Regions from separate parts of the Mus musculus genome. Here regions 1, 2, 4, 5, 6 and 7 are each linked to region 3. A link is a loop called in an ENCODE intact Hi-C map of the cell type or tissue named here. Cell type or tissue: heart. All regions are shown on one strand. Each heading gives the region's core, and the rest is flanking DNA. Links, peaks and the distances in the headings are about the cores only. Region 1 has its middle 7.3 kb from the start of 4430402I18Rik. Region 2 overlaps A930007I19Rik (RIKEN cDNA A930007I19 gene). Region 3 overlaps Plgrkt (plasminogen receptor, C-terminal lysine transmembrane protein). Region 4 holds the start of Jak2 (Janus kinase 2). Region 5 overlaps Gm35922 (a long non-coding RNA gene). Region 6 holds the start of 9930021J03Rik (RIKEN cDNA 9930021J03 gene). Region 7 has its middle 3.7 kb from the start of Gm9895.

Region 1 (4,312 bases), core at 254-4,253, 380 kb before region 3:
TTCTTCCATGGCCTCTGCATCAGCTCTTGCCTCCAGGTTCCTGCCCTGTTTGAGTTTCTTCTCTGAGATCCTTCCATAATGAACAGTGATGTGTAATTGTATACTTTGGGCCTGGAGCAGAGAAAATTTTATGAAGAAAGTGGGTTTCTCGTCATTAAAAATCTGATATCTGCATATGTATCAAAAGATGGCCTAGTCGGCCATCACTGGAAAGAGAGGCCCATTGGACACACAAACTTTATATGCCCCAGTACAAGGGAACACCAGGGCCAAAAAAATGGGAATGGGTGGGTAGGGAAGTGGTGGGGAGGGTATGGGGGACTTTTGGGAGAGCATTGGAAATGTAATTGAGGAAAATATGTAATAAAAAAATATTTTAAAAAATCTGATATCTGATGATATTCAATGTTTTTCAGCTGAGTTTGAAAGAATCTGCAGAAAGGAGGTGAAACCAACAGGGTCATTGTAATGAGAGCTGTAACCATTGCAAAACAGGATTATATGCCAAGCGAGAGAGTGGTTACAAAGATCCAGGATTTCCAAAAAGATGAGGAGCTCTTTAGATACTGAGCCCTCACCCCAGATTCTGAAATATAGGGTGTTTCCTGGAACCAATTTTATGACTCTGCATGGGATGCTGATAAACTTTCAGATTCTGGCTAGTAGACGCCCTGCCCCCCGCCCCTCCCCACCTCCCCGCCTGCATCAGAATCTACACTATTTCCCATTCCTATCCAGGGACCAAATTGTGCTTGGACAGCCACGGTGCACATTAACAGAAACAGTTGTCTGGTTGTGCTCCCAGGCACCCACAAACACACTCTGAAGCTACATGATTACCTCAAGTGGGAGGGAGGAGTTAAAAAATGTACCATGGCATCCAAGACTATGAGCAGAACAACACCCGGGTGTACGCGGCGATGGAGAAGGGCGACGCTGTTTTCTTCTGACCTCTGCTCATTCTTTCCTGCCACTGTCAGTTCTGACTGCAAGCATATCAACCAGGAAGGGCACCAGTCAAGAAAACATCTCCAAGGGAGTTTTCAAGATAACGGAGAAACAGTACGGAGTCGAAGGAACCCTGGACTTTAAGGATACTTGGGTGTTTCGATGCCGACTTGTGGAAGGAGATAGAATAAACCTTTGAAACAGCCCTTCAAGTGTGAGGTTTGGCGGTGAGAGTCTGAGACAGAATAGAATTTTCAAGTGCAGCCTAAGCTACACAGCAAGATGCTATCTCCTCCTCTTTCCCCCATAAACAAAAATGAAAAGAATTGGTTCTTCATTATAATTCTTTTAAAGAGAACATCAAAGCAAGACATCGAAGGATTTTTTTTTTATTGAGATGTAATCTTTATCACCTGTAAAGATCAAGACGCATGAATTTGGGATGCATCAATTTAATTAATGTGGTGTGATTGCTTTAATGGTGTGAAATATTATTTAAAAAAATAACCTGAGGTATAACTAATAAAGGTGACTGAGTATAAAAAAAAAAAAAAGAAGAAAAGAAAAGGGCTAGAGGTTTCTTCAGGATTGAACTGCTGGTTCACTAGTGGTGTCTGCCTTTCTAGAAGACTGCTCTGCAGCTGCTGGGTCTTATTTGGTGTTTGCCACACCCCTGTAGAACTCCAGGTTGGGCAGACTGGTAGGCCAGGTTGATGTTGGTGAAATGCCTCCACACCTGGGCTGTCAAGGTCTCAAACAGGTGCTCTACCTCCTCCCGCAGCTGGACAGACTTGGCCCGCGTAGTCTGAGCGTGTCTGATGTTGTTACTGCTGAACTTGGCCCAGGTTTCAGGAACGGAGACCGTTTCGTCAAAGTTCTCCATGCCACGGAAGAAGTTAATGGATTCAGATGTGTTTTTTAGGTTTAAACATCTCTCCTCAATAGACTGTGCAGAGCTCTTGTCTGCGATGTCTTGCTCTAGGGCATGTTGAACATCTCGATTATCTTGCATCTGGGAATCAATTCGTTTAGCTAATTTTCTCATCTGATCTTGGCAACATTTAAGTAAATCTGCTACCCGGAGAAGGTTTTTCTCCCCGTTGTCATGGACCAGGTTAATCCCGATCCTTTTCTCCTTACTGTACAGATAGTCCAGGGTCACCTGCAGGGGACAGTTCACCTCCTTAGCGGCGCACTCCAAGCGCATCTTGAGGGTTTTCAAGTTGTTGATCTCCGCCATCAGCATGTCCCGCTCATGACACAACCCGGACTTCCAGAAGCGGATGTCGGAGAGCCTCTGGCCCAGGTTCCGGAAGGTTCCCTCTTGCATCTGGCGTGTCAGCTGCTCCTTATCCTGCATGATCCGCAGGGAGTCGTCTGTCAGCCGGCTGGCGCGGAGCCGCGATGCCTCTGCAATACTGATCAGCAGATCATTAGAGCGGTCCCATTCGCGTTGGGTATAACGATTGAAGTGCGGGGAGTGGAGCGAGGGCAGAATTGTGGACAGCCCCTGGTCGCCTGCGCTATCCTCCTGGCTTTTCTGGGTGGTGGCGACCTTGTAGAAGACTCTGGGTCTCCAAGCAGAGCGGCAGCGGGGCAGGTGAAAGGATTGGTAGCACTCCTGTACCTCAGGGTCCTGCCCAGCAGGGGGCGGCCACTGCAAGCCACAGTCTTTCTTGGAGCCACAGTAACTCGCTGTCTGAATGGTTCCAAGAAATTCCATCTTTCCCCATCAGACCCACGCGGGCAAAATTTGCCCAAGAGGTCAGGGCTTCTCAGGAACTAGGAGCCGCGGGGCTTCTGTGACTCAGTGCTGGTGTCATAAAGCGCGGGGAAGGGTCTTTGTGCCAATTCAGCAATCATGAGTTTGTAGAACACTAAATTTGTTTGATTTTTGTGCACAACCCCCGGCCTTTAGAAACAAACAAACAAACCCAAAACTATATCTTATGTCTATCCTTTTCCAACGTCTTTCTTTAAAACTTTAACTTTTCAGCTTTTGCACAGTTTAATATTTCAAGAAGAAATTGTACCTTTCTTTTACTATGAATAAATAAATGAACTCTTCCCTTGCTTTTAACGAACCGTAAACATGACATTTATATGTTAAAAATGACTAAAATTGCATCCTTTGGAAAACTCCCCCTAAAGGATCAGGCTACTACTATCTATATAGACCCACTGAACAACTTTAACTACATCACTATGGTAGTACTACATGCTGACTTGTATTATTCAAAAGATGGATCTGGAGGCATTTAAGACTAAAAAAAAAAGAAATTGACATTAAGTTCAATCAGGATACTGGTGTCACATTGTCTAATATAGTGGCTACATATAACTAAGTTAGCTAAAGCAAGATAAATAAATAAATACATAAAGTCTAGCTCCTCGCTTGCTCTGGTCACATTCCTAGTGCTCAGTAGCTACGCATAGCTAGTGACTATTACACAGACAATGCAGAGATTGTTCCCGTCATCAGAGAGTGTTTTAGGTTGCAATATTGCTCTAGACTTAACTGCTCTTCAAGCAGTTATGGGAGATAAGTTTTGCTTTGTTTTACAGTGTCAGGGGTAGGACCTAAGTCCTTGTACTCTACCACTGAGCTACACTGCCAGCTGAGAAACACACTAACGGCACCACAAAAAGGCATCCTGTCACACATATGACGTTGAGCTTTCTACATGACAACCAAAAGTTGTCATTGGCAATGTCAATGGCATTGTTAGAACAAAGGAAGTGTTGGCAATAACTGGTACAGATCTTAAAAATACCAATCACCAAATATTATAGGTGAGCTATTTTTACACCTTGATTTTAACAAACCAACTCAGTGTTTGAGAATTACAGGACATTTTTACAATGCTTGGAGATTGACTATATAATAGCCATTGATTAATTTTGGTAGGTATGGAAGCTTTTTTTTGTCTGTGTGGGGTGAACATTAACTTTGTTTAGAGATGCATATTAAGATGTTGCATTACCGTATTATTACTGTGTAAGTATGTGCCTGCCAAAGGCAATCCCAGGAAAGGTTTCTTTTGACTCAGAGTATGAGAGTCAGGCCTATCAGTGGTGGGCAAGATGAGGCAGCAGGTGAGTGACGTCACTGTCCACTTTGCTGTGTCCACAGTCAGGAAGCTAAAAGAGAAAGGCTGCAGCTATAACCCCATTGCTAGCCAGCTTGCCTTGCCCAAATGAAGCTGTAGGTTCCTCCTCAGTGGTCCCTGGGATGGGGCCGCCCACATCTAGTATGGATCAATAAAGGTTGATCATCATATGTGCATAGTGGTAAAATGACATAATGCTTAGATTTTACTTTCAAATATTTCAGGAAGCGAGTGTAGCAAAATCCTCACAATGG
Region 2 (4,312 bases), core at 202-4,201, 150 kb after region 3:
TAAACTATCAGTTTCCTTTCCTTTTGCTGAAAGTGTGAGCAATATTATAAAAACGAAAAAAGAAGGCTTCAAGTCATTCTATTGATAATCCTGTCCTGTGGATGAGAAAACACCGAACCTTGGGATAGTATAGCTGTGGCAGAAATCTAAACCCACCCCCCACAAAGCAAGAAAACCACTTTGAAATACCATGCTCATGATGCGCAACTAATCTGTGACTTGAAAAAAAATAGTTTTAGCTCATTTTCTTGGAAGAACAAAGAGGGAGATAGAGAAAGAGAGAAGAAGGATGAGGATGAGAAGAAGAGGAAGAGGAAGAAAAGGAAGAGAAGGGAAAGAAAACAAAACAAACAAACAAAGAAGTTTGTGTGGTAGAAATGGCTCCTAGGATAAGACACATGGCTCAGAGTGAACATTTTCATTTACTTAAAGTTTAATTACTCACCCACTCCATAATTCTAGGGCATCAGGCTCACACAGTAGCTTAAAAACGGAGGCATGTCTGGTCTTTGGCCTCTTCGCTGCTGTGCTGCTATCTGCTTGTCCTTCGATGTCTGATGGGACCCTTTTATCTTGGCAGAATTCTGAGACACTCTCAGGAGAGTCCTTCTTTTGTTCGCAGGCCTACATAAGGAATCTTGCTGCTGTGTTTGGGTCCACAGCACTCAGGGCCAGGCCCCCACAGGCTCTGTTCTCCTCCTGGAGGTCTCAACCTGTGTATGGAACTGTGACAAGTGAGACCAGTTCTCCGACTCTTACAGAATCCATTTCAAATCCGCTGCCCCTACCCTGACTTGCTCTGCACAGAATGCTTGCCTGCTCTTTCTCTTCTCAGGGACAGGCCACCTTTCTCCTCTTCCCCTCCAAAACCCCAGTCTTCCACTCTCTGTCCTTGCTTGCTTTTTCTGTCGCTGCGATAAATCAATCTAATCAATATTACTAAAGCAATTTGGAGAAAAGGCTGAGGCAGAAAGATCACCTGGGTTCATAGGTTCAAGACTAAACTGGACAACAGAGCCAGAACCTTTTTTTTTTTTAAAAGAGGAAAAGAAAGCTGGAGGAGAAGAAGAATGGGGGAGGGAGGAATGGTGGAAATAGACAGTATATGTTGTGGGGTAATATCCTGTAGAATATAGGTCACGGGTGTCAGCCTCCTACTTCTAATGATTGTGACATGGGCTTTGCCAAGAAGAAACCTGAGGCAATTTACTCAATCTGATATATTTCCTCAGACCAATAAAGGTCAGAGGACAAATGGCCTTTATACAATGTTATTCCTTATGACAACACTTATAATAGAAGCCACCTGAAAATAATCTACACTTCTACTGATAAGTAGCTGGTTAAAAGGTAATTGTATTCTTCTTAAGTCGAATACAATTCAGCCATAAATTGGCATAAGGAAGATCTCTGTGAACTGCTGTAGAGAGATCTTTAGGGTATTTTATGTGGAAATAAAATCATGGTGCAGGACTCAAGTATGCCATAGTTTGAGTAAATCGTTGAAAGGAGCATGTCTTTATCTATACGGTTGCATGTTTATAAGTATGGGAACCCAAAAGAGTCGGTTACTTAGAGAGAAGAACTGGGTGGATGTGGAACAGGGAAGTGAGAAAGGAGACAGAACCCCGGAGCATCCCGGCAGGAGATCCATGCCATATTCAAGAGGCATAACCACAGGATTCTTTCCAAGGGTGTGGACAGGGCTAAGAGCAAAAGACAGGGACATAGCGAGCAAGCTTCGGAGGAGAAGCGCTGCGGTCCGAGGTCCTGAGGAACAAGGGAGGCAGGGGAGGGAATTAGCGAACCGGCACTCAAAGAAAGCTTTTGTTGGTGAGAAAGAACAAGAAACCCAGCCACTGTGGCCTCACTCCTCCAGCTGAGAAGATAGTGGGCTAGAGGGTCCCACTCAACCCTCTCCTGACTGTGAATCGCTTATTAGTGCCTCCTAGTGGGCAAATTGCTGATGTCGCCGAACAGAAAGGGTTGTCTCAGCCTCCTTTCCGCTAAGCCCCTGGAGCTGACCCTGCAGCTGCAGCACTGTTCTGGAGGGCATACAGGGAACAGTCGCCATTGCTTTCTCTGTAGCTCTGAGGAGTTTCTCTGAGTTTAACCACACAAATATGAAACATATGAAAAGGAGACAACTTTCGTCCACACACAGTAATAGTAATAACAATAATGATAATCATTAAATATTAACAATTAATAATAACTAATATAATAATAAAATTTAAAACCCTCCAAATGAAGGGTTGGAGAAATAAGTTTCCAAGACCTTTCTCCCAGTCTAACTTGTCTCTGAAGCTCGTTTCACCAAGTCTCAGTCCACGGCGCCACCTAGCGTCCAGGAGGAGCTTCACATGCTAGCCCTACTGCCTCCAAGCCTCCTGGCAGGTAAGCGGTTTTCACTGTCAATCAGACTCAATTGGGAATGATCTTCCATAAAAGGGGGATATATTTTGAAACTTAAAATATTTGGAGTTTTTTTTTCTTTTAGAACAATAGTGGGAAATTATCTACATTCATTTTTAGATTGATTCATTATTATGATTTTTCTGGGAGAATATCTTTCAAACTGCTTCTAAGGTAAATACCGCCTGTGACACCCCCCACCCCTACCCCACTAAAGATTCTGTGAGCGGCTTCTGAGTTTGTCCCTCCCCACTTACGTGTTCTTAATACAGAGCATCTCAATCCTGGCTGCAAAACACTCACGCGGACAAGCTTCTGCCAGAGATGTCGTTCTCACTGATTTGTGGAGGGGCTGTTTAAAGCATTAATGGGCACAGCGACCAGGAGCCCTTGCTTGTGCTACTGAGGGCCCTGAGGTGAGGTACGCACCTGCGACTAGGAGGTGCAACTAGGCCCGTGTAAAGGATGTTCGAGCTCCGTGTTCCTGCTCCTGATTGCACACTTTGCACCCTGCCTCCTCTTCTGCCATCACAGGTCTACCCATATTCCAGGGCCTGACTCAGAGTTATCTCCTCTAAGACTTGCTCCATTCTCATTCCCAACGTTAGAGTCTCTGATAACTTTAACAATGACTTCTATAATTCTTTTTTTATAATAGAAAAAAAAAATTTTTTTTTTGTTTTTACATAGGGGCTCACTATGTAGCCCAAGCTAGCCTGAAAGTCATTCTTGCCTCAGATATCTTGAGTTCTGGGATTACAGAACCATTATCATAATGGTAATAATTACCATATAATATCATATAATATTAATGCTTATAATATATTATCTAGAATATATTATGCCAAGTTTAAACTATTCATTTTAACCTACCAATTTTTAGCAGTTAAAAGTATAATATTTATGTGAGATATAAATTAAACTCTTCAAAATAGGAAGTGTGACCAACATAAGGAAACAGCTTGAAAAATGGGGGGAAATCTTTGCCAGCTATAAATGTAAATCTAGAATACACAAAAACAGCAAAAATTAAACACCTCATAAGACTAATTGCAAATTAGTAAATGGGCTGATGAACTGAACAAGCAGTTCATGGAAAAAGGAAAATAGCCAAAAGATATTTTATTAATATATCGAGCTATATATTACAGAGATATAGAAATAAAAACAATATGGTACTGGCACAAAAACAGACATGTAGACTAATGGGGGGGAAAAAGACCCAAATACAATACAAACGCACATAATAACAGCCATCTCATATTCGGCCAAGATGCCAAAAATGCACACTGGAGAAAAAAAACAGCTCATTCAACAAAAAGTGTGGGAAGAACTGGATGTCCACACGTAGAAGAATGAAATTCGAGCCGTATTTATAAACCTGCACCAAAGGCAGGCTGCAACTCTAAATGGATTGAAGATCTTATTGTGGAGCCTGGAATGCCGAAACTGTTCAAAGAAAACATGGGCAGTGGCACCGCAGGCACAAGAAATGACTTTTGTTTTGTTTCCTTTGTTTTGTTTTGTTTTTCAAAAAACAGGGTTTCTCTGTGTAGCCTTGGCTATCCTGGAACTTCCTCTGTAGACCAGGTGGGCTTCAAACTCATAGAGATCCACCTGCCTCTGCCTCCCAACTGCTGTGTTTAAAGGTGTGTGCCACCATCACCTGGCTAAGAAATGACTTTCTGAATTCAACTCCGTTTGCACAGAATTTAAGGCCAACAATTGACAAACAGAACCTCGTAAAACTAAAGAGCTTCAGTGCATCAAAGGAAATAATCAACCAAGTAAAAAGAAAGACCATGCCCCCAAAAGGATTAGTATTAATGTCTAGAATATACAAAGAACAAAAAACAAAAACAAACAAAAAACCCTGAACATCGAAGAACAAAGAACC
Region 3 (4,312 bases), core at 243-4,242:
AGAGAGCAAAGGTCTCAACCCCATGTTTCCATGTTTATTCCATTAACTAGCTGACATCGGTTCACTGCCAGGACTAAGTGTTAACTGAATATGTGGCCTTTAGAAAAGCCCCTGCCATTCTGTAGTCATCAGACATACTAATATACATCGTTCTTGGTTCTTAACACAGTACTGAACTCATTGGCTGCCATCTTTACCCTGTTCAAGAATGTGTGATCCCTTGAGAGAAGAAATTACCAAGGCATTTTAGCACTTGATAAGCACACTACAGAAATTCACATAAACCGCTGACCATCGTAATGTCTAAAACGGTGTGTCTGGAAGTGTTTTTTATTATTTTCACATTAGGAACTGCTTCTGTAACTGTGACCCCATGACCAAAAAACAATGTTAGAAGGACAGGATTTATTTCATTTTCCAGGTTGCAATCCATCATGGAGGGAAGTCAGGTCTAGAACTCAAGGCTGGAACCTGGAGGTAGGGACCATGTGGAAAACACTATTTTCTAGCCAGGAGCTCCTATCCAGCTAGCTTCCTTATGCAGCCCAGACTTACCTGCCTAGGAATGGCGCTGCCCACAGTGGGCTGAGCGCTCCCTTATCACTCGTTAGTCAAGACAATCTCTCACAGACATGATTCAATCTAACTGAAGTAGTTCTTCAACTGAAATTCCCTCTTTTCAGGTGGCTCCAATAAAAATTAACCAGGGTCAGAACACTACATCTTCCATGTGCAAAATGCAATCTCACTAAAAACTAAGAGAATCTATATTACCTTAACTTTTCAGCACACAGACAGCCTGGGCTCTCATGTTTGGTTGGATTTTGTTTTTCTCTCATGTTGTTCCCTGAACACAGCAAATGACAAACTTTTGCTGCCCACTAATCTTTGCATTACCATACTGCTCTCTGTCTACAGTCCCACTGCATAACTAGGGCAGACATCTGTATATTTCTTTCTCTGTGTTAGGTTTCCCCTTTCCAGCCTACATCATAAAATCAGGATTCTTTCCAGGTTTTGCGGTGTTATAAAGTTGTTTGTGTGCCATCTAGTGGCACTGTGAAGAACTGCACTGTATAGCTCCTCAGTAACGGAAGTTAGAAGAAGCAGTTTCTACCGGAAAACTAAAAATTGACGGTAATATCGTTGTAACTACTAATGTGAGTCCCTTCCATCTTATACACCCCCTCCCTCTTCCTCCCCCACCCCCCACCCCCAGCAGTACTGACCCCAGAACCATGTGCATGCTGGGCAAAAATGCTCTACCACTTAACCGTAGCCTCAAGCCTTGTATGAAATTCTCAAAAACCATCTTTTTTTTTTTTTTTAAGGAAAATAAAAACAAAACTTTTTGTGGTTCTTGAGGAGGGAAACAAAGGCCTTGTCATAATAATCACCGAACATCTGCAAAAATGTCTAAACTCCTGAAACTATGTAGGTAGCGACCCTACAACACTTAGGATGCATTCTTTTCATGGAAGAAGGGCTGAATTTAACCAATGAGGTCGGTTTGCAAAGTTTGCAGTGAGGATAGGAGCCTGATGCAATTCAGATACTGCCGTGCACACAGATAAGTGTGCAGTGAAATTGACGCGCCATTCTGTACAAAAACCTCATGGTGACCAAAATCTCTCCCACTCATGACCTCTCTGATGCTCCTGGCAGGGCTTAGAGAAATAGGGAGAAAAGCAGAAAATTGCAGTTGAGCTGCACGGAGCTCCTTGCTCGATGCACCAGCGCCCCCTTCTGGACGCAGGTTCCAAGTGCTTCCCTCTTTAGTTTGCTAAAGCTGCATACCGGCCACCACTGCGCCTCCCTCACCCCCCAAAAAACAGAGACCACGATCTGGCTAGTTTAAACGATAGGAAAAAAAAAGAGAGAGGGTTTTTGTTTGTTTGTTTTTGTTTTTGTCTCAGTTCTGGAATCTAGAAATCAAAAAAATCAATGTATTTGATTCCTGGACAAGCTGTGAGGAGATCTCTGTCACTGGCTTGTAAATGACATATTTGGGGCACATGATTAAATTTCCTCTTAAAAGTCAACAACATATCAGATTAATACCCACCCTAAGGATTTATTTTAACTTGATCACCTCTGTAAAGACCCAGTCTCCAAATGAAGTCATATTGGGGTTGGGTTTCCAGCATACAAGTTGTTGAGGGGATTTCACACCAGCCAGTAACTGATGGTAAGTAATTTGGTGAGTTTTTGTTTAAAATAACCTTTGTTCTGTGGAAGCTACGTGAGCCTCAGGTGTGACATGTCCACTGTAGAGTCGGGAATCCAAGATAGGACAAATAGAACGTCTGTCTGCTGGAAAACGAAGGTAGTGTGTTGGAAGGTACAACTGGAGCCGTTCTCTTGCCTCTGGCCAGTCAGGTGACCACCAAGGACCTTGAACATTCTGTACATTCTTGATGGGTAGGTCAAAAAAAAAAAAAAAGCAAGGCCCTAGCTACCGGAGCTGAGCGATCTCTTGCTTTCGTGCCAGTGAACAACCCTGGGGCATGAAACGAAGCAAACGCCTCCACACTCCTCCTGTTCATGGTTCCTCACAGAAGCAGTAGATTCCCGACACTCAGTGTTCCCCATACCTGACCCACATCCACAGAGTGCATGGGCTTTGAGTAGCAGGAGGAAGTGACATCGGTACTTAGCTCACACTGCTTCCGTGCAGTGACGGACTCCTCTGGTGTAGGAGTCTCTGGTTTTCTGTAACTTCCAAGAGGAATAAAGAGGAATAGAATCCTCAGATCTTCACAGATCCTGAGGTCATGTAGTCTGATATAAGAATGAAACTCTTGTAGTTTCCACCCACACGCCATTCTTATTTCTGAGATACTGGGCTGATTCCTAACCTATACGTCTCCTCTGGCCATTGCTCCATTACAGTAAGACTTGCCCATTCTTTCCCTTTTCCCCAAAGGAACCATTATCCCACACCGAAACTTAAGTTTTTAACATCAGTGGGGTATGGTGGTACATACCAATACTCCTATTACTGAAGAGACAGACAGGAGGACTACAAGCTCAAGGCCATCTTAGACTACATAACCAGCTTGAAGCTAGCCTGGGCTATATGAAACCCTAACACTTAAAAAATATTTTTAATAGCAATGATAGCAACACCTAATATAAGCAAGAGGCATTATAGTACACATTCTATATAATGTACATTCTATATAATGTGCATAATTTTTACTTCTTGGAGCATCTCGGAAGTGTGTATTGCCTCTAGGGTACAGACCAGGAGACCGAGGACCGGTCATGTGCACAGTCAGGATGCTATGAATTGATTCATCCGGGTGTCTAGGTTATCTCTCACTTGTACTGCCCAAGAGTAGGGCTTTCTACTCTTAGAGCCATAACAGACCACAGGGGCCTCATCATGACCATTGTCTAAAACCTTAGCAAAACAATTTAGGTCGAACATTTTAACATTCAGCTGTGTAATATTTTAAAATACTTTGACAGCTTATATTAGATAATTCAGCAATCTGTTCGACTTTTTTTTTTCTAAACATCTACTGTACAATCCAAGGTCAAGTACCACAGTCTATAACAGTTTCCTAGTGCAGCTTTAACAAGTTATGATCAATGGTTAAAGGGCCAAAACGGGCTGGCGAGGCTCTGTCTCTCTGTTTCTTTGGCTTTTCCAGCTTATTAAGGTTGCCTGCATTTTTTGGCCCATGGCCCTGGTTCTCTCCATCTTCAAAGCCAGTAGAGTGCTTCTCAGGTTATGACTATGTTTAAGACTTTTATGGGTAACAGTATAACATCTAATTCTCTCTCTCTCTCTCTCTCTCTCTCTCTCTCTCTCTCTCTTTCTCTCTCTCTCTCTCTCTCTCTCTCTCTCTCACACACACACACACACACACACACACACACACACACACACACACGTTCTTATAAAGGTCCTGGAAGTTACAATGGATCCATGTTGATAATCCATGATAACACTTCTTTAGATGAACACATTGTAAATTCCCTTTCCATGTAAGGCATCATATTCCTAATATACTCACAGGTTTTAGGAGTTCAGAATGCCTCGAGGAAGAGCCATATTCTGTTCATAATATACTCTAAGCAATTACCTAGTGGTATAGAAATTTTGGCTCAAGTATCTGGATTGGAGACATGGGCTGTTCACCAGTTATTTGGTCATCCACTTCACCTTGTCTTTGAGGATGGAGCCCAGGAGCGTCTTAATTAGGAGTCAAAGGGAGTCGAAGAGACTGTGCCTCTAGAGCACCATTCTAGAAACTTAACAGGATTAGGAACATGGCATCTTAACTAGCACATACCTGAAGCC
Region 4 (4,312 bases), core at 189-4,188, 100 kb before region 3:
TCCCGAAGCTGCACCGCGCCGGAGCCCGCCGAGCAGGGCAGCTGAGCCGGCGTCGCGGGGCCGAGCGGAGGCGGCGTGCGGCCCCTGGAGGGCGGAGACGGGCTCGGCGCGCGGTGGGCGTGGCGTGGGCTGCAGGAAGCTGAGGCAGAGCAGAAAGGGGGCAGCAGCGGCCACCGCCGGCCTCCCGCCGCGCTGACAGGCTGGGCGGGCCCCCGCTCTGGGCGAGCTCGCGCGGCGTCGGCGCCTCGGCCGCGGCCCCGGCTCCGGAGGCGCCCGTCCGTCCCGGCGAGGGCTGCAGGCGGCTGCCGGGTCCGCCGCTGCGGGATGTGAGTGCGGGCCAAGCCCGCGCGGGAGGGCCCCCGAGGGCCCAGCCTGGCGGCCGCTCGACCCTGCGCCCGGCCCGGGGGCTCCCTAGACCTCGGCCCGCCCGACGCGTCTCGGAGGAGCGGATCCTGCGCGCCTCGGGGCGCTCCTGTGTGGCCCGACCCGTGTCGCCGGTGGGTGCAGTCCCTGGCTGCTGGATGGGGGCGGGGGGCAGCGGTTCTCCCTGCGATCCCGCCTCCTGCTTTCCCCTTAGCCCCCTGCTACTGGCAGGGAACTTCAAAGCTAGAAAACCTGCGGGTTTCCGACAGCCTAGGAAGGAGTGGCTAGCTGTTGATAAATGCATGCATCCCCTTGTGCCTTAGAACCCGACCCCCCCTCTTTCTTATTCTTCTGTACATTTTTCTAGTCATCTAAACAGCGCAGAAAAAAAAAAAGAGAGCATCTATTGGCCCTGGGTTTTTGAGTTAGTGACTTGCTGCTTCTGTTTTTAGGTTCCTGAAGCAGGCGACGGGAACAAGATGTGAACTGTTTTCCCTCCCCAGAAGAAGAGGCCCTTTTTTTCCCTCCCGCGAAGGTGGGTGTTAGCGCTCGGGGCTGCCTGGGTGCTGCAGTTAAAGACAAGGGTGTCTGAGATCTGCGAGCCAGTGCCTGCTAAGAAGGCTGGATGCTTGTGTACAACGGCAGGACTAATTGTTGCTTACTGCGAAAATGGCAGTGTTGAACTTTTCCTGTTGCTGTGGGAGAGTAATTGGGTGGTATTTATTGTGTCTCTTGGATCCTTAAAGAAGCGGTCTTTGTTGGTTTTACAGTGTGGTCTTGCAGAGGAAAACAATAAGTCGTCTCTTTCTCCCCCTTTCTCCCCAGTCTTAATTTTCAAGGAATTGAAATAACCTGTTGAGGGAACAAATTGGTTGTTTTTGCTGGGTTTCTGCTGCCACATTGAATGCTTCCTGTATTCACCTGCTTGCTTTGTTGGTTGATTGCTTTCCGGTGGTTACTAGTCTATCAGGGGAAACTCCTTTTCCCTGAATGAAAGGACCGAGCCGCTGAGTGTGTCACAGAGAGGAGGAGAAATGCGGAGAAGGGAAACAGAAGTGGGAATAAAGAAGCCGGAGGTTGCTTTTGGTTTCATAATAGGTTTGTATGAGTGAGTTGTTGGCTTACTGCAAATATTCTCATATAGTTCCCAGCGGATTTGAAAATGAATCATCAATTTCTGGTCCTCTTTCTCTATATCCTTTACCTGTTTACTGTTTACGGTTCCAGCTATTAAGATCATTTGGTTGTATGTGAGCTGGCTTGAGTGTGGGACGTCTGCAGACTGGATGTGCCCAGGACTTATCCTGAGAGTACTGAGCGGTGCTACAGGCATGAGCATTTACCTGTACAGGAGAGCTGCAGTGTGTGGAGGCTAGATAAGCACTTATGTTTATTTTGGCTTTTGTGGAGTATTGTGGAACTTGCTCTGTAGACCAGGCTAGCCTCCAACTCAGAGATTTCCCCTGCCTCTGCCTTCCAAATGCTGGGATTAAAACCACCACCCACCGGGCTTCATTTGTTTCTTTTAGTGTCTTTTCCTTTGTAATTTGAAGGTGTCTTGAGTAAGGTGTCTTGAGTGTGAAAAGTAAACATATTTTTTTTTCTCTACTTTACCCAGATAGGCTATTCTTGAAAGATGGGATCCCTTTCTGGCAAAATAGAGAAGACCATTGGCTTTGGAGTTAGATCTGAGCGTGCAGTCTTAAGTTAGGATAATGGTGTTCTTCCCATTTAACAGCAGTGTTAACTTAAAATTTACTTTCTCAGAACCTTGTGTGGGGGTCGATTGGATGCATGCAGAGCAGTAAATGGTTTGGTCGCTTCTGAACGTCTTAGCTTCTCAGAGCTGGGCAGGCAAAGGAGGTTCCTAGCTGGCCCGTGCGTAGCTGGTCAGTCCCTGGTGCGGCTTCCATAGAGCATAGAGAAACTGCATGCTAGTGTATCTACAGCCTCTGTATGGAAGGGTTTGATGCCTAAGCCCCGTGGTGCTGCCCCCTGGTGGTTAAGATGCGCAAAGACTTGTCCTTTGCTCCTCCCCCATTACACTGTTTTTCCTTTTTAGGCTCCCTCGCTTAGTTCTTAGTTTCCCAAACTGTGTCAGGTGTTAGAGCACCAGGGAAGGCTGGCTCTCACCACTTAACCTGAGGTAGTTTCAGAGGTAGGAAGTTCCATCCGTTCCTATGGGGGTGTGTGTCTTTGTAAAGCTGTATCTTCAGAGTTTACTGTATGAAAAGCTGCTATTTAGTGTATGACAGTGTGGAACAAGAAATGACAATGTGGCAGTGCTTAGGATGATACCAAGGGGCTGAGGAATTGTCAGAATCAGAGCAGCACCAGACCCCCCAAGAGTATTAATGCTAAGTTGTTTGACCCAACAAGGAGTATTTCCTTGGTTTAAAAATAATAAATAAATTGCTAACTTTCAGGATTCCTCAAGTGGAGATAGTCTGGGAACATTTTCATTTGGTTGCAGCTGGCTTTTCTGATAACAGTTTTCAATGCAAAGCCTTAGTTCATAATGGCATAATGTCCTGCTTCTAATAATGCCTGTATGACGTCTGCTAGGTTCTTCTAAGAATGCCTGCATGCTGTCTGTGAGGTTCATTCACATTGTAATTACTCCTCTTGTGTACCTGCCTCTCTGGACACTTCATAGTTTTTATTTTCTTCTGCACAGGGCTCTTACCACTACATTTTTTGATAATCTTTTTGTCCCAAATGAAAACTGATATTTTATACTACTGCTGTAATTTGGATCTTGAATGTCCCTGAAAGGCTTTTGTGCCAGAGCTTTTGTTGTCTGAGATACTAAGATGCCAACTTCTCTTCTGCTTCCCTGCTGCCATGGCAACCAGGCCTTTCTTATTTTAATAATACTTTGCTGGCTAGAAAGACAGTGTTGAGCCCTCTACATTTCCCCACCATTTCATAGAGCAGGAATAGTTTATCTGAGTTGTAAAGGCCCCTAGACAAGACACTGCTTCAATGTCCGTGCTCAATCGCTCTGTTTGTATTTCCTGGGTCGCCATAGGAGAGACTTGACAGCATTACTTAAGAGCCTCCTTTCCCACTGTTCAATCGCATTTTTCCTCACTCCAGGCTAAGTCCTTTCTGACAGTTGCCCCAAAGCCTTATTAGGCCTTTACTTGACTTCCTCAAGGAAGACTTTGGGTGGGTTCGCATCTCTTTCCAGCTACTACAGAACGGTCCCTTTATCCAGTGGGTCTTAGAATTACATACAGGATTTACTGAAATATATATTGTTGCATTCTGTCTCCAGAGTTTGTGTTTCAGTAAGTCCGGAGTGGAACCTGTACATTTGCATTTCTTACTTGTTTTCCAAGGACCACCACACTGTGAAAATCACTGATTTAAATTGGTTGGCAAAGATTTTTTTTTTTCTGTTAAAGAACATAGTTTTTAAGCGGTGTTGGCAAGATTGTCTCTTTTGCTAGTCTATAGTGGAACCTTTGTAGCACAGAAGTAGTCATAGGCAGTGCATAAGTAAATGGCACGCTGTGTTTCAATGAAGGCTTATTTATGAGAACAGCCAACTGGCTGAGTTTGGCACATGAACTAGAATACGAAAGTTCCCAGTTCTCACATGATTCCACCATCTCTGTGAGTTACTGATGCACCTTTTATTTCGAGCAAACCTTATTAAAAGAGCCATGTTTGTCCTTTAAAAAAAATCTTTCTTAAAATTTATTTTCTTGAGCAAGCCACACATTTAATGTTTTATTACTCAAAAGTATTTTTGTATATGTGTTACTTTGTGAAACAGAGAAGGGCTTGTTGGATTAGAAGCGGCATGTGTTCCTGATTGCAACACACACACTCTGCCAAGTTAGTGTAGAAACACGAAGTGCTTTTTATATCTCTACTACAATGTTTTCAGGTGGCCTGATTCTAGCTAACTGGGGACATGGGACTACTCATAGTCTGATCA
Region 5 (4,312 bases), core at 133-4,132, 580 kb before region 3:
CATTAATACCCCTCAGGACCGTGCATGAGCCTCCAAATGGCACATGTTCATTTGCCTTCTAGGAGATACATCTTGCCTTATTTTACTTGGTAGGACAGTTACCTCCCTCTTTCCCTCAGTTCCAGGACCACATTCTGTCTGTTTTGTATTGTTAGGGTCAGGCATCCACAGCTACATCCCCAAATCTCCAAATGCTTGTAGGATTTGGCTTTCTGCTAAATGCTAGCAGAAGGAAGAGACATTGTTTATTCCTCAGACTCTTTTGTAGCTGCTGGTATTTGTGGAAGCAGATATGGCCTTTCAGTGATCCAGCCTTCTGCACTAACTGTGGATCCTCATTGTTGCCAACACTGGCGAGGGTGACTGTGCTCAGCATTCCTAGTATTGGCTGGCCTAGGAACTGAATCGTATATTTTAATGATGGGTTTTCTTCCCTTTTAGTCTCTTGGTCCTTGAGGCTGACCACTACATCATACAGATACTGATCTCTGAATGCCACACAGTGTCACATTGCCATCTCCTCCTCTTGCTTCTCTAGTTCTCTTATTTGCTTTTCCTTCCAGGCCTCCTAAGTCCAAGATCTACGTTAAGTCCATAATTCTGAGCATGGTAGAGTCATTTCTGTTCTTCTGACAAAACCCTAACTGATAGATTTGGTAAAGGTGAGAGAAATATAATTATACAAGGTATCAAAAAACTCGGGTTTGAGAGCATTTCATTTGTTCTAGAAGTTAAATGGTTCTAAAATAGAGATTAAATGGGATAATTGTATCACTGTTAAGTAGTATATTACTAGTTTGGATCATAACTGCCCTCCAAAAAGCCCATGTGTTCAAGCCTCAATGGCCGCATCCATGGAAGCTGTAGACGTTTAGTATGTGAGGGGTAGTGGAAGGAGGAGAGTTCCCTGGGGCACATGCTCTTCAAGGATGCTATTTTTCCACTCTTTGCTTTCTGGACACCATGAGGTGACAAGTCTTTTGCACTGTATTATGATCCTGCTGTACTATGCCAAACTGCCACAAGCCCAGAGCGACATGGCTAAGTGCCCATGGACCTCTGAAATTGCATGTCAAAAATGTGTGCTTTCTCCTTGTGAACTGCTTATCTTAGGAATTTCTTCCAGTAGTGGAAATCTGAAGGTTGTACACAGTGGTGATTAGAATATTCCAGACAACCCAGAATAGTCCCTCATTTTTCTTGTCTTAGTATTATTGTTGTTTTCTTAATCTTTTGTGTGTTTCGAGACAGGGCTTTACTATATAGTCAAGGCTGGCTCCAAACTCACTAGAAAGCTAAAATTCCAAGTCCCAGGATTACAGGGCTGAGTGACCACACTCACTGCCCTGAGTTCTTTGATTTAGTATTGGGATGAGACAGCCAAAGAGTCCATGGGAGAGACTTGCAAGAAAAGTGAAACTTTGACCACATCTTCTTGTTGCTGTTTTAATTTTGCTTTTCACACAAACCTACAAGGATCTCTTTCTCATAGATTATTCTATGAGTTCCAAATGACCTATAATTCTATTGTTCCATGGTTTCCTTAGTATTTTATCAGGTTTATTATCCATCAAAGCCTTGCCTGGGTTGATCTGAGTGTTCGTTGGGATGCCCAGAGAAGTCGAGGTATCAGGACTCCATACCTCCTAATCTCCAGAGTCAAACTGCTGAAGTAAGGGAGTTAGCATTAATGCATTTTTTTTCTGTTGCATAGATGATTAAACCTCTCAAGATCAAGGCCCTTGTACCTCTGATGTAATTGCAATTGCATCTAACATGGCTTAAGCAGAAAAGCCAAGTCTATTCCTTTCCCAGTGTTCCGTGTGAGGGAAGATGCTCATGATGACCAGGTGGTGTCACTACCACCTAATTAATATATCCAGCTCCTTGGAAATCGTGTCCCACAACTGCGCTGGACTTCTCTTGAACTCTGATTCTATGCTTACACTTCCTGTTTGCCTCCCTTTCTCAAGTGCACAAACTTTGCCAAGAAAACCAGGGACTCTACACAGCTTGGGTTCTCTGAGAGCAAGCAGTGGTGTGTGTTCTGGTGGCCAGGCCTCACTGGAGAAACAAGACTAAAAGAGAGCAGAGGTCATCGCACTAGCTTCCTGGTGTTTGTATCCTAGTGACCAGGGAAGGATCCACTTAATGGACGAGTGAGAGAAGCTGGGTTCGACCTCTTTGTCTTCTTAAATCACCCTTTACAATCTTGCCAGTTTTCAGTAACATTTGAGTTGAATAAAGCTGAATTTTCTTTTTTATGTCTACCACTGCTATACCATTGTTATCCCTGGATAAGCAAATATCTAAGTTTACTATGAAGTTCTTATTTTTATTTGTTGGCTTAAATCTTTTTGTGTAATATATTTTTATCATATCCTTTCCCCTTCCCCTAACTCCTCCAAGATCCTCCATAGCCACCCAACTTCATGTTCTTTCTTTAAAAAGAAATCAGAACAAACAAAAACAAAATAAACAAAAGCAACACACACACACACACACACACACACACACACACACATAGAGTCCATTTTGTGTTGACCATCAGCTCCTCAGAATGTCATGGAGTGTAGCTGATATATCTATCATTGCTCCATTAGAAGAAACTGATTTTCCTGTTCCCAGTGGGTATTACAAACAGCTTCTTGGTTAGAGGTGGGACTTAGTGTCCACTTCCCCTTCTCCGTGTCAGGATTTTGTCTGTCTTGAATGTGTGCCAGGCTTAACGCATGCTGCCACAGTCTGTGTGAGTTCATGTGTGCATCAGCCCTCCTGTTGTGTCTGGAAGGCATCCACCATCTCTGGCTCTTGGATCCCTGAGCCTTGAAGGGAAGAGTTTGAGAAAGACATTCTATTTAGGGCTGGGTTGGCCAAAGTTTGTGGCCATTGTTCATGTATGGGTCTCAGAGTTAGTTCCTCTCTGCTACAGAGGAAGCTTTTCTGACTAGGGCTGAGAGATATGCTGACATATGGGTATAGCAATACATTATTAGGAGCCCTTTTCATGTTTGCTTTCCGTTTTCTGTTTGTTTGGTTTTTTGCTACGCTTCTTTATAAAAATAACAGTAATAGCTGTCTTCCTAGATCCCAAGACCTCTCTAGTCTCAGGTCATGAACGATTATGACTCATCTGGGTAACAAAGAACCTGTGCATCTGGCAGAAGTTATTGGATTATTACTTCTAGTTATTCACAGGCTTAGGATGCTATGTCCTCCGATAGAATTGTTCCTGTACAAGCTCAGACCTGGAAATAATATTTTACCCTTTGTGAATTCCAATCCTCTGGTTGCACTAAAAATCCACAGAAACGGTTGGAAGGAAATAGAATCTAGATTTACGAGCTTGAAAGAGACCTTTAAAGGCCCCTGTAGCTCTTCTCTGGTAACAGCCGACTTAATCTCCGTCTGAGCCCCTGTGTCCAGCAAGGCTGGTTTCCTGGATAATCCCCCCTTCTTTGTGTTAACTGCAGGATCATTCTGTGTCTAGAGTATAAACTGCAACAAATTGAGGTATTGGCTAGCAAACAAATCTCCAGTAATAGAAGTAGACTCCCTCCTTGCTCAAAACAAAGGTCTTTCTTTTTCTGTTGTCCCAGGGAGAACCTGGGTCCCCCCATCACACCTAGGTTATGCCTCCCCTGCATTTACATCCCTGAAAATCCATCTACCTCAGTAGGCCCTCCTTACGTTCGCAGGATGGCTGGAGGAGTTCTGGTCTGCTAATCATCGTTGCACTTACAGGGCATTAAGCTCGTTCCTTCTATTCCCCACATGGTGCTAAGGAAGATATGACCACTGGAGGAGGCTGGGCTTTCATGAGCTCCATCAGGGCAGTGGTTCTCAACCTTCCTAAAGCTGCGACCCATTAAATCGCTTCCTCATGCTGTCGTGATCCCCAATCATAAAATTATTTTTGCTGCTACTTCATTACAGTAATTTTGCTACTGTATGAAATGTAATGGTAGGTCACCCCTGAGAAAAGGTTGTTTGTGACCTACAGGTTGAGAACTGCTGCATCAGGGAAGATTATTAAAACAATAGCCATGACTGCTGGAGAAGGCTGTGGTAGTTTGACTAAGACTGGCTTCCACAGAATCATGGTTTTATACCTGGTCCCCAATGGGTAGAAACGTTTGGGAAGGACTAGGAGGTGTGGCCTTATTGGAGAGGCTGTGGGCTTTAAAGTCTCAAAAGACTTGTGTCATTCTCCATTTTTCTCTCTCCCCTTCCCCCTCTCCCTTCCCTTCTCCCTCTCCCTTGTCCTCTAGCTCACGGTTGTGGATCAAGATGTAAGATGTCAGCTGCATCT
Region 6 (4,312 bases), core at 240-4,239, 450 kb after region 3:
CTATTTGAGACTATCACATTACTTTTGCTACTAAAACGCATGAATTTTTATTTCTTTTGGCCTAATAAATCAGAAACATCTATTTTTTTTATTAACTTTACAACATTGCTAGTTTAAATTCTAAGTGTAGACCTCATGGAGCTATTTCTGAGCATAAGCTATTAGGAATAATATTTATACATTTTTATGCAAAAGAGAAATAACCTGTCATTTTGTAGACAAAGATTTGTTATTCACACAGTAATTTTGAATATATCTATAGTTGCGCTGTATATACATGCTAACCTTTAGAACTTCCATAGAGCTATCCTGTCTCATTCTATGTGCTATTTTTGCCATCTGTAAAACTAGGTGGATGACAAGAACACTAAGGTTCCTTCTGTGTTTCAAATCCTGTGACATCAGTCTGGAGTATATTTAGCTATCTAACAATAATGACACGTGGGACTGGAGAGTGGCTCAGATGACTAAGAGCACATACTGCTCCCTCCCAGAGGACCAGCGTTTGATTCCTAGCACTCACCTCGGGCGGCTCACAAACACCTGTAACTTCAGCTCCAGTGACTCTGACAAACTGTGGCCTTCACAGGCACCTGCACTCACATGCATATAAGCCCTCTGCCACAAGTTAAAATAAATCTTCTTTTAAAAAAAGTTTTTACAATTTATGACATTTGAATGGACTGCTTTTTAAATATGTGCCATTTCCACTACACTACACTGTAAAGAGTAACACAGTTTAAAAAAAAAAATCACCAAATAAAAATATTAAACTTACAAAGCTAATTTGTAAACACTTAACCTATTACCAAATAATTCTACTTCACTGCAGAAAGCAAAAACAACTTTAATCTGTTTAAAGAGAATCTGCCTTTTAATGAGTAAACACTTACTATATTATTCTTTTAGTGAAATTATTAATAAATTTTAAAATAGTATATGAGAAGCCAAAGACAAATGAATAACAGATTTTACACATTTCATACAATGCCCAAGTCCAGATCTGAGATAATATTCATTTTATTACACTACTGTGCTTAATACATTGAGTTACATGACCTATATTATTGACTTTGTTAAAAAAAACCTCATTTAGTCCTCACAGCAACCTTTTTAGTAGGGAATATTTTATAGACCCTATTTTATAGACAAGCAAACAGGTCAAAAAGTCAATCAGTCAAGCTCAGCCCGGTAATAAAACTCAAACCCCCATTCCAGGAGCTGGAAAGATGACTTAGCACTTAACAGCCCTTGGTGCCCAATCAGGAGGACTTGAGTTCAGATCCTATTACCATGGAACCAACCTGTAACCCCTGCTCCAAAGGAGATGAAGACTGGAGGCTGGCTGGGGCTTGCTAGCTTCCAGTCTCTTAAAAAAATATGCAAATCTCACGTTTTCCCAAAGGAAAAAATGTAGAGTGTTGGCGGCCACCAGACACTTTCTTCTGATTTCCACTGCATGATCATGCCCCATCCCACACAGTGCACATACACTCTCTCATACACACAAAATTAAAAATCCTGGTAATTAATTAATCTACTTTAATTAACATTTCTAATATTTTAACTTTTCCATTACTGAAAAAGTTAAATTAACTGGGTTCATGTTCACTATATACTGATTATTGTATAAAACACCTTCAGTGTCCTATGTTAACTTATTTTCTCTTCTCTATTTCATTTAGTAATAAAAGGGGGGGAATCATATAGATGGTGTATACCGAAAGCCCTGTACAATTTGAATTATTTATAATTTCTAGTAGAATAAAAAATGTTTGAGGCTGGGTTCAAGAGTGCTTGTCTGGCATGCTTGAAACCCTCTGTTCTATCTAGCACTGGAAAAAGTCTCCGACAGGCCCACACCATGCAAGTCTAAACTTATGAAAGACGTTGTGTTGGTGCATTCATTTCTTGTCACTGAAAAAAAATTCAATTTCCTCATGAAACGGAAACATTTAATCACACTTAAATTCCAAATGGTTGAAACAGACAGTATGCTCGACTATCATTCCCTACGAGCAACATTATTTTTCTAAAGGTATCTCGCCCCACGTGCCGTTGTAAACTGTCTATAAGTGGCGGGTTCAACTTCCATCCTACAAAAAGGCTTTCGCCTTCTCCGGTAGGTCTTACGTCTTGAACCTTATCTACCTGTTATATCCGAGTTTGGGGTTCTTAGGACAGGGCTACCTTCTCGGCTTTGGCGTGGGTGCCCACCACACCCCTCCGGTCCCGCGCCCAGCGCGGCCGCTCCTCCTCCCGCGGTTCTAGCACCAACTCAGCACCTATCAGCGCCGCCCCCCAGGCCCTGGCCCAGCCCCTTCTCGGACACGTGTGTGGGTGTGTTTGTGTCGGTTTGTCAGTCCCACCGGGGACCCGAGCTCACTTACCGAGAGAGAAGCGCCAACTTCTGCTCCAGCAACATCTCCAGCTTCTGGCCCTGTTTGGAGATCCAGTGGTCGACACCGTGCAAGCGGTAGCAGGTCTCCAGCATCAACCTGAAGTCCGCCACAAACTCCGTGATGCCCCTGTACTGGCCGCTGGAGAACTTCTCCTCCATCTTCAACAGACACATGCCCTGGCTGGGCTGCTGCGGGGGGACGCGACTGCCCCGGCCCCCGCTGCGCCGCCCTTCGGCCACCTCTTCTTCCCCGGCGGCAACGCCCCCCAAGGGCTGCAGGAAAGGGGCGGTGAGGCCGCGGTGCTTCTCCTGCAGGAACTCGCCCAGGATGCGGTAGCCCTGCTGCAGCTCGTAGGTCAGCTCCTGCTCCTTGCAGCCACCGCCTGCGACCACCGTCGTCTCCGACGCCGCCGCTTCCTCCTCCTCGTCCACCGAGGAGGCACTCCTCCGGCGGACCAGCCCCGAGGCCCGGGCCGCCGCTGCCACCACCACCTCTTCCTCGTTCCCTTCTCCGGTCGGCGGTGGCGGCCGCTCCTCCTCCGCGGCCCGCTCCATCTCCCCCGGTGGCTCCGGCACGCTCATGCCCCCGGCAGGCCCAGGCTGGGTCGAGAGGAGCGGCCGCTCCGGGCACCGGGGGACGCGGGAGCGCGGGCCGCTTCCTCAGAGATCCGCGGCGCCGCGCAGCCCCTGCCGCATCGGGCCTTGCTCTCCTCCGTCGCCGGCCGGCCGGGGACCCGCGCGCGCGGGGGTCTCAGGCTCGCGCCCGAGGGGCGGGGTTACATGGCGCGCGGGGGAGGGGGGAGAGGAGAGCTAGGTGCCCTCCTCTCCCCTCCCCCCGGCGGCGCGCGGCCCGCGCCGGCTGCACGCTCCACACCCGGCCCGGCCCGCGGGGCCTCGGCGCCCCACCCCCTCCCGGGCCGACGGGGCGCTGGGAGGGGGCGAGGACTAAGAGGGCTCGGCTCCTTCCCGAGTGGGCCGCAGCCCCGGGCCGCCGCGGCTCCGGCTCCTCCTCTCCCTCACACCCCCTCCCGCCCCTGTCTACCTGCGGGGGGACCCGGGCAGGAGGAGGCGGCGCACGGACCGGGCCGGGCGACGACTGTCAGTTAGAAGCCCCGCTGGGCGGGAGGGGGCGAGGGGAGGGGAGGGGCGGGGAGGAAAGGGGGAGGGCACTCAGCCCCCCCGGCCGGGGAGAGCCGGGGAGAGAGGCGAAGAAAGAGCTGCCTCCGCCATGCCCGGCGCGCATGCGTAGTAGCACGGGATGGCCCCGCCCCGCTACGCGAAAGCCCTGGACTTGGCTCTCCCACAGGCTCGGAGGCCCAGGGTGTGGCGCGGACTAATGATGTCATCAATATGCGGACGTCTGTAAGGGGTGGGGTGGAGGGAGAAACAGAGCGCCTGCGCTGGCGCAGTCTGGAAGGTGAACCATAGACTGAAAGTTTCCTTTTGGTGAGACCCTTACTAGTTCTAAAAATTTTACTGTTAGTTTTCTCAAGGCAGTTACTAGATAACCTTTGTTAACACAAGTGAATAACGAGAGTGAACAAGATTCAATCCTCTCCGTTGTAAAATATTCTTTGTACCTCTCCTTCCTTGTGACTGGGTTTTGTTTTTTACAAAAAAAACAAAAAAAACCCCAGCGTTTAGAAAAGTTTAGAAAGAAAAATTAAGAGCTCCTCAAAAGAAGAGTGGTGGCCTGTAGAACTCTAGTTCTCGAAAGCGAGTCCTGTTTTCTATTGACTTTTAAAAACCGAAAAACACACGAGATCTTAAGTTCGGCTAAGAATTTAAGAGAATGCAATCTCACTAAAAAGTCTCCATATGTCTATTCTAAGCTGTACAGCTTGTCACTGGTGTGGCTTTAAAATCTCGCTACATATTTTTAAATGACTAAAATATGGACTCACTACATTA
Region 7 (4,312 bases), core at 85-4,084, 290 kb before region 3:
ACAACAAAAGCATCTTTAAAACAAAAGAATTCAATGAACAATGCTTGAGACAATGGGAGAATTGGGGAGGGGGTGGGGGGAGAACCCCCAAATCTATTCATCGTAGATGGCTCTGAGTAACTGTGACAGTTTGCGTATGCTTGGCCCAGGGCATGGCACTATTAGACAGTGTAGCCTTGTTGGAATAGGTGTATCACTGTGGGCAAAGGTTTAAGACCCTCATCGTAGCTTCCTGGAATCCGGTATTCTGCTAGCAGCCTTCAGATGAAGATGTAGAACTCTCAGCTCCTCCTGCACCATGCCTGCCTGGAGGCTGCCCTGCTCCCACCTTGATGACAATGGACTGAACCTCTGAACCTGTAGGCCAGCCCCAATTAAATGTTGTCCTTATTTAAGAGTTGCCTTGGTCATGGTGTCTGTTCACAGCAGTAAAATCCTAACTAGGACAGTGATCTATTTATGACCTATGAAAACAGGTAAGAAACATCCCTGTATACCTGTGTATACCATATATACTGAAACTGAAGAAGAACTAATGATCTTGGAGAGAGAAACTGTTGAGGACCAGGCACTGGGGAGATGTCTCTGAGCCTGACTGGGGGTGGGAGAACAGCAGATATACAACCAGAGGACCTGAGTTCAGATCCCTAGCACCCACTGAAAGAGCAGGTATGGCCACTGGCACCTGCAACCCCAGCACTGAGGAAGGGGGAATGAGGCGTGGAGACTGGTTGATCCTGGGGCCTGCTGTCCAGCCAGCCTAGTGAAAACCAGAGTTCCAGGTTCAGGTTCCTTTATCTTAAGGGAATAAGGCAGAGAGCAAATGAGGAAGTCACCTGTCCCCTGACCTCTCCCGGCTGGCCTGGCCTTTGTGCACTTATAAGGGCATCCTTACACACACACACACACACACACACACACACACACACACATAAACACACACACACACAAGCACACCCATCTACACATCCTCACATACACAAAGACTGTTACAGACCCGAGCAAAATATCTTTGAAAGCCATGCACTGCCCATCCCTGTGTCTGACCCAGGATGTATTCTTAACAGACCACCAGTTTCCACCAACCCAGAAGTTAGGATGTTAGCAGATCACATCTGGGACCTATAACAAAGGTTCCCTGCTTTGCTGTAGCCTGCCTAACTGTTGTCTCCACCAGTGTATTTGGTAACTGTCTTGACTTATGACTTTGTTCCATAATTAATACATCTCATGTGGCCCTTTGCAGTGGGATCTATCTTTCTGGTCTGCTTGGATCTGTGTTCCTGGGCTGTGGTCACCCACATTTGGCTCCAGAATAAACTATCCCATTTGAGGCAAGAACTGTGTTTTGTATCAACAGCAGAAGAACAGAGTGAGAAGTTTCTCCATGCCCCTTAGGGACAAAGAGTGGACATCCAGAAAAAGTCTGTTTTTGACTCCAAATAGCACCCACAGACATATATCTGTGGAGAAAGTTACACAGATATAAAAGGAATTCCAGGGGCTGGATCAGATCAGCTGTGGGCATGGTGTGATGTCATATAAAGAACGGGCTAGTCTGGGGCTCAGCAGGAAAGCCATGTTCATTCCCAGCAAAGCAAAACCAATACAAAACAAAAGGACTTAGAAGGCCAGGGGTCCGGCTCGGTGCATGAAGACGCTTGCTGACAGCAGTGATGACCTGGGTTCAACCCCCAGGACCCACGGGATAGAAGGATGCTGAGAAGGGGACCTATAGGACCTATACCTGTTTCTTATATTCAAAACCAAGTCAATCCAGGACATGAATGGGAGCCCAGGGCTCACCTGCAGCCATAGTTAAAAGCAGGGCAACAACATTCATATCATACTCACACCCCCATCTTACACTAGTAATCAAACCTAAGCCTTCAGTTGCCTACAACTGCTCTGGCTGTGGCTCCTCGTGCTACCTGCAGAAGTAGGGGAGTCCCAGGCCCCATTGCCTTTACAGATTTTTCGGCTTTTCTCTATATTTACTTTTTCCTCATGGATTTCCTGTTCCTCAGAATCACCTAGATGAGTCGTCTTTACCCTTCCTAATGTTGTGACCCTTTAATATAGTTCTTCATGCTGTGGTGATCTACGACCATATATATATATTTTTTGTGCTACTTTATAGCTGTAATTTTGCTACTATTATGAATGGCAATGTAAATATCTGTGTTTTCTGACGATTTTAGGCAACCCCTGTGAAATATCCCCAAAGGGGTCGCAACCCACAGGTTGAGAACTGCTGAGTCAGCCATTCTGTTTAAAAATACAGGTTCTCAGGACCTATTCTAGTCCATTAACTACAATCTTTTTAGAGGAGAGTCTAAAAGTCTGAACTTCATCTCAGGATGATTCCGGCTTGTGCCTAGTTTTAAGAAGTACGGCACTAGACAGGGCAGTGATGATATTCCTTTCACTGAGGACACAGCGCCTGGCACTTCACCAACACACCTGACTGCTTTCAGAATGAATAGGCGGAATGAGCTGCCCCGCCCCCACTCTACCCACGTGGCCGTGCCTGGCCAATGAACATTCAGTTGCTAAGATTCCACCTACCGGCAGGTGGCGCTGAGTCGACGTAAATGCCGTCCCAGGAAATGTTTTGCTGGAAATTCAAGCCTCAAAGGCAGCTCAATTGGATTATATTTTTACGTATTTACTTTGTCTGTAACTCTCACTTGTATGAGTAATTTGGTTTCTGATGGCGTGCTTTGAATGAGAGAAGCCAGGGAACGCAACCTGACAAGGCCTGGGAGGTAATGAAAGGACTGGATGGACACTCCTAATGGTCCTAGTTTTCATTCTCTATGAGCAAGCACTGTGTGTTATGAAATTACTCAAAGACACAAATGAGTCTGCCATTTCAGTAAGAGTGTAGCTAGCCTGTAATTTCTGTTAGTCATCTACTGTTTCCTTTATGGGTGTTTAATTGGACTAACCTTTTAAAACCATTTCCCTCACAAAGCTGTCTGAAGGGCTGTCTTGGCAGTCTTTTGAGACGTGGGAAGTCAGCCCACAGTTAAAGGCTGGGGCTCCGTAGCCAACGCCTCTTCCCCTTCCCCCAAAGGGCATCGGCGTGCAAGTGACTGATAGGGCTGGCCTGAACCAACAGCCAACTATCAGGCAAGACCATGGCCCCGGCTGAACTGGTTTCTTCTGCCAGCAGACCTTCAGCCAGGGGCCCTGAAGGAGGAACCATCCTGAGGTGCTTGCTGTCTTCCCAAGGCTCCAAGCCCAAAGCAGAGAGAATTGGGACTCGAAGGAGGAAGCAAGGAGTCTACAGCACAGACTCCTTGCACAAGAGGGCGTAATTCAAGGGAATCACACAGTTTAGGTCACACCATAGCATAGAGTTCCTGGGAAAGAAGAGAGGAGAGCAGGGAGGGGAGGGGTGGAAAGGGGAGGAGAGGGAGAGGGAGAAGGGAGGGGAGGGGAGGGGAGGGGAGGGGAGGGGAGGGGAGGGGAGGGAAAGGAGAATCTATTAAATTAAATGCTTTAAGGGCTCGGTGGTGGTGGTGCATGCCTTTAATCCCAGCCCTTGGGAAGCAGAGGCAAGTGGATCTCTGTGAGTTCAAGGCCATCCTGGTCTACAGAGTGAATTCCAGGACAGCCAAGACAACACAAAGAAACCTTGTCCCAAAAATAAACAAACAAACAAATACTGTGATGACTAATACCTTGTATGATAATTTTTTTAAAACAAATACTATAAAATAACAAAAGAACGGATACAATTTCTCATTTTCTTCCTTGAATAACCTGGTATACAGTTAGATAGGAGCCAAGCAAAACAGGCAACCAGAAGCCAGTGTGACCCAAACTGACTCGTAGGGGGGTGTCCTGTTTGGAGGTGTCTGGTATGAGCATAGGAGCCCAAGTGGCATGAAGACTGCATACAGATGTGTTTGAGTTAATGGGGGGCAGAGCTTCCCATTCCTGAAGAGCTAACATGCAACTCTAGGGAAAACTCTAGGGAAAGCTGCATGGGGTTGAGCTCAGAAGCATCAAGTCCACTGTGTGTGTGTGGAATAAATCTAGAGGAATGCCCGAGTCCTTACATGGTCATGTCCACATAGCCCCAGTTTTCTGCACTGGAAGGGAGGGAGATCAGCTGTGTTCTGGTTTCTAAACAGAATCCTTAAAAGGACCAAGACCCCTTAGGTTAAACGAGTGGCTGACTGTAAGACTAAGAAAAGTAGCTGGGTTCTTCAGGGCGCTCAGGCAGGATTGCAAGTACAAGGTCTTCCAGGACTGTAGTAGGAGACCTTGTCTCAAAGTGAAAAGTAAAACAGGGGCTGGA

Evidence for each region. Hi-C counts contacts between places; a loop is a spot of excess contacts. Peaks named below come from ENCODE experiments on the same cell type or tissue, not always from the same donor. Only the 100,000 strongest peaks of a DNase experiment are listed, where the experiment ranks them.
Region 1: a loop joins it to region 3, with 8 times the contacts of the local background. A loop is called at or near these places in 18 of 42 quality-filtered maps.
Region 2: a loop joins it to region 3, with 7 times the contacts of the local background. A loop is called at or near these places in 24 of 42 quality-filtered maps.
Region 4: it touches region 3 in a loop (2.3-fold over the local background); 7 of 42 quality-filtered maps call a loop at or near these places.
Region 5: a loop joins it to region 3, with 12 times the contacts of the local background. A loop is called at or near these places in 19 of 42 quality-filtered maps.
Region 6: a loop joins it to region 3, with 2.9 times the contacts of the local background. A loop is called at or near these places in 3 of 42 quality-filtered maps.
Region 7: it touches region 3 in a loop (7-fold over the local background); 34 of 42 quality-filtered maps call a loop at or near these places.

Annotation. Positions count from the first base shown.
Region 1 is chr19:28,972,934-28,977,245 of GRCm38, forward strand. It overlaps the pseudogene Gm3621 and the pseudogene Gm4844. Among named protein-coding and RNA genes, the nearest start is that of 4430402I18Rik, 7.3 kb to the left of the region's middle. In heart, for the core only: a CTCF peak has its summit at 2,588 (motif pointing right); a DNase peak (open chromatin) is centred at 2,418; H3K4me3 peaks cover 770 bases; H3K27ac peaks cover 363 bases; H3K27me3 peaks cover 445 bases.
Region 2 is chr19:29,499,367-29,503,678 of GRCm38, forward strand. A930007I19Rik (RIKEN cDNA A930007I19 gene) reads right to left here. Exons shown (of 4, transcript NR_015567.3): 4 at 4,297-4,312. Among named protein-coding and RNA genes, the nearest start is that of A930007I19Rik, 20 kb to the right of the region's middle. In heart, for the core only: a CTCF peak has its summit at 2,333 (motif pointing left); DNase peaks (open chromatin) are centred at 1,865 and 2,345; H3K4me3 peaks cover 616 bases; H3K27ac peaks cover 776 bases.
Region 3 is chr19:29,354,013-29,358,324 of GRCm38, forward strand. It overlaps Plgrkt (plasminogen receptor, C-terminal lysine transmembrane protein), which reads right to left. Exons shown (of 6, transcript NM_026362.2): 3 at 4,305-4,312. Among named protein-coding and RNA genes, the nearest start is that of Plgrkt, 5.7 kb to the right of the region's middle. In heart, for the core only: CTCF peaks have their summits at 1,058 (motif pointing left) and 1,744 (motif pointing left); a DNase peak (open chromatin) is centred at 1,749; H3K4me3 peaks cover 971 bases; H3K27me3 peaks cover 440 bases.
Region 4 is chr19:29,251,622-29,255,933 of GRCm38, forward strand. Jak2 (Janus kinase 2) reads left to right here and starts at 182. Exons shown (of 25, transcript NM_008413.4): 1 at 182-497; 2 at 816-898. In heart, for the core only: a CTCF peak has its summit at 2,367 (motif pointing left); DNase peaks (open chromatin) are centred at 820 and 2,330; H3K4me3 peaks cover 2,573 bases; H3K27ac peaks cover 2,506 bases.
Region 5 is chr19:28,775,161-28,779,472 of GRCm38, forward strand. It overlaps Gm35922 (a long non-coding RNA gene), which reads left to right. Exons shown (of 4, transcript XR_877801.1): 3 at 4,272-4,312. Among named protein-coding and RNA genes, the nearest start is that of Gm35922, 17 kb to the left of the region's middle. In heart, for the core only: a CTCF peak has its summit at 1,838; no DNase peak of the experiment used is centred there; H3K27ac peaks cover 379 bases.
Region 6 is chr19:29,802,892-29,807,203 of GRCm38, forward strand. It overlaps 9930021J03Rik (RIKEN cDNA 9930021J03 gene), which reads right to left and starts at 3,118. Exons shown (of 8, transcript NM_172836.3): 1 at 2,391-3,118. The coding sequence starts at 2,983. In heart, for the core only: a CTCF peak has its summit at 2,644; DNase peaks (open chromatin) are centred at 2,320, 2,970 and 3,710; H3K4me3 peaks cover 3,179 bases; H3K27ac peaks cover 2,301 bases.
Region 7 is chr19:29,061,494-29,065,805 of GRCm38, forward strand. No RefSeq gene overlaps it. Among named protein-coding and RNA genes, the nearest start is that of Gm9895, 3.7 kb to the right of the region's middle. In heart, for the core only: no CTCF peak of the experiment used is centred there; DNase peaks (open chromatin) are centred at 2,548 and 3,118; H3K4me3 peaks cover 1,151 bases; H3K27ac peaks cover 2,070 bases.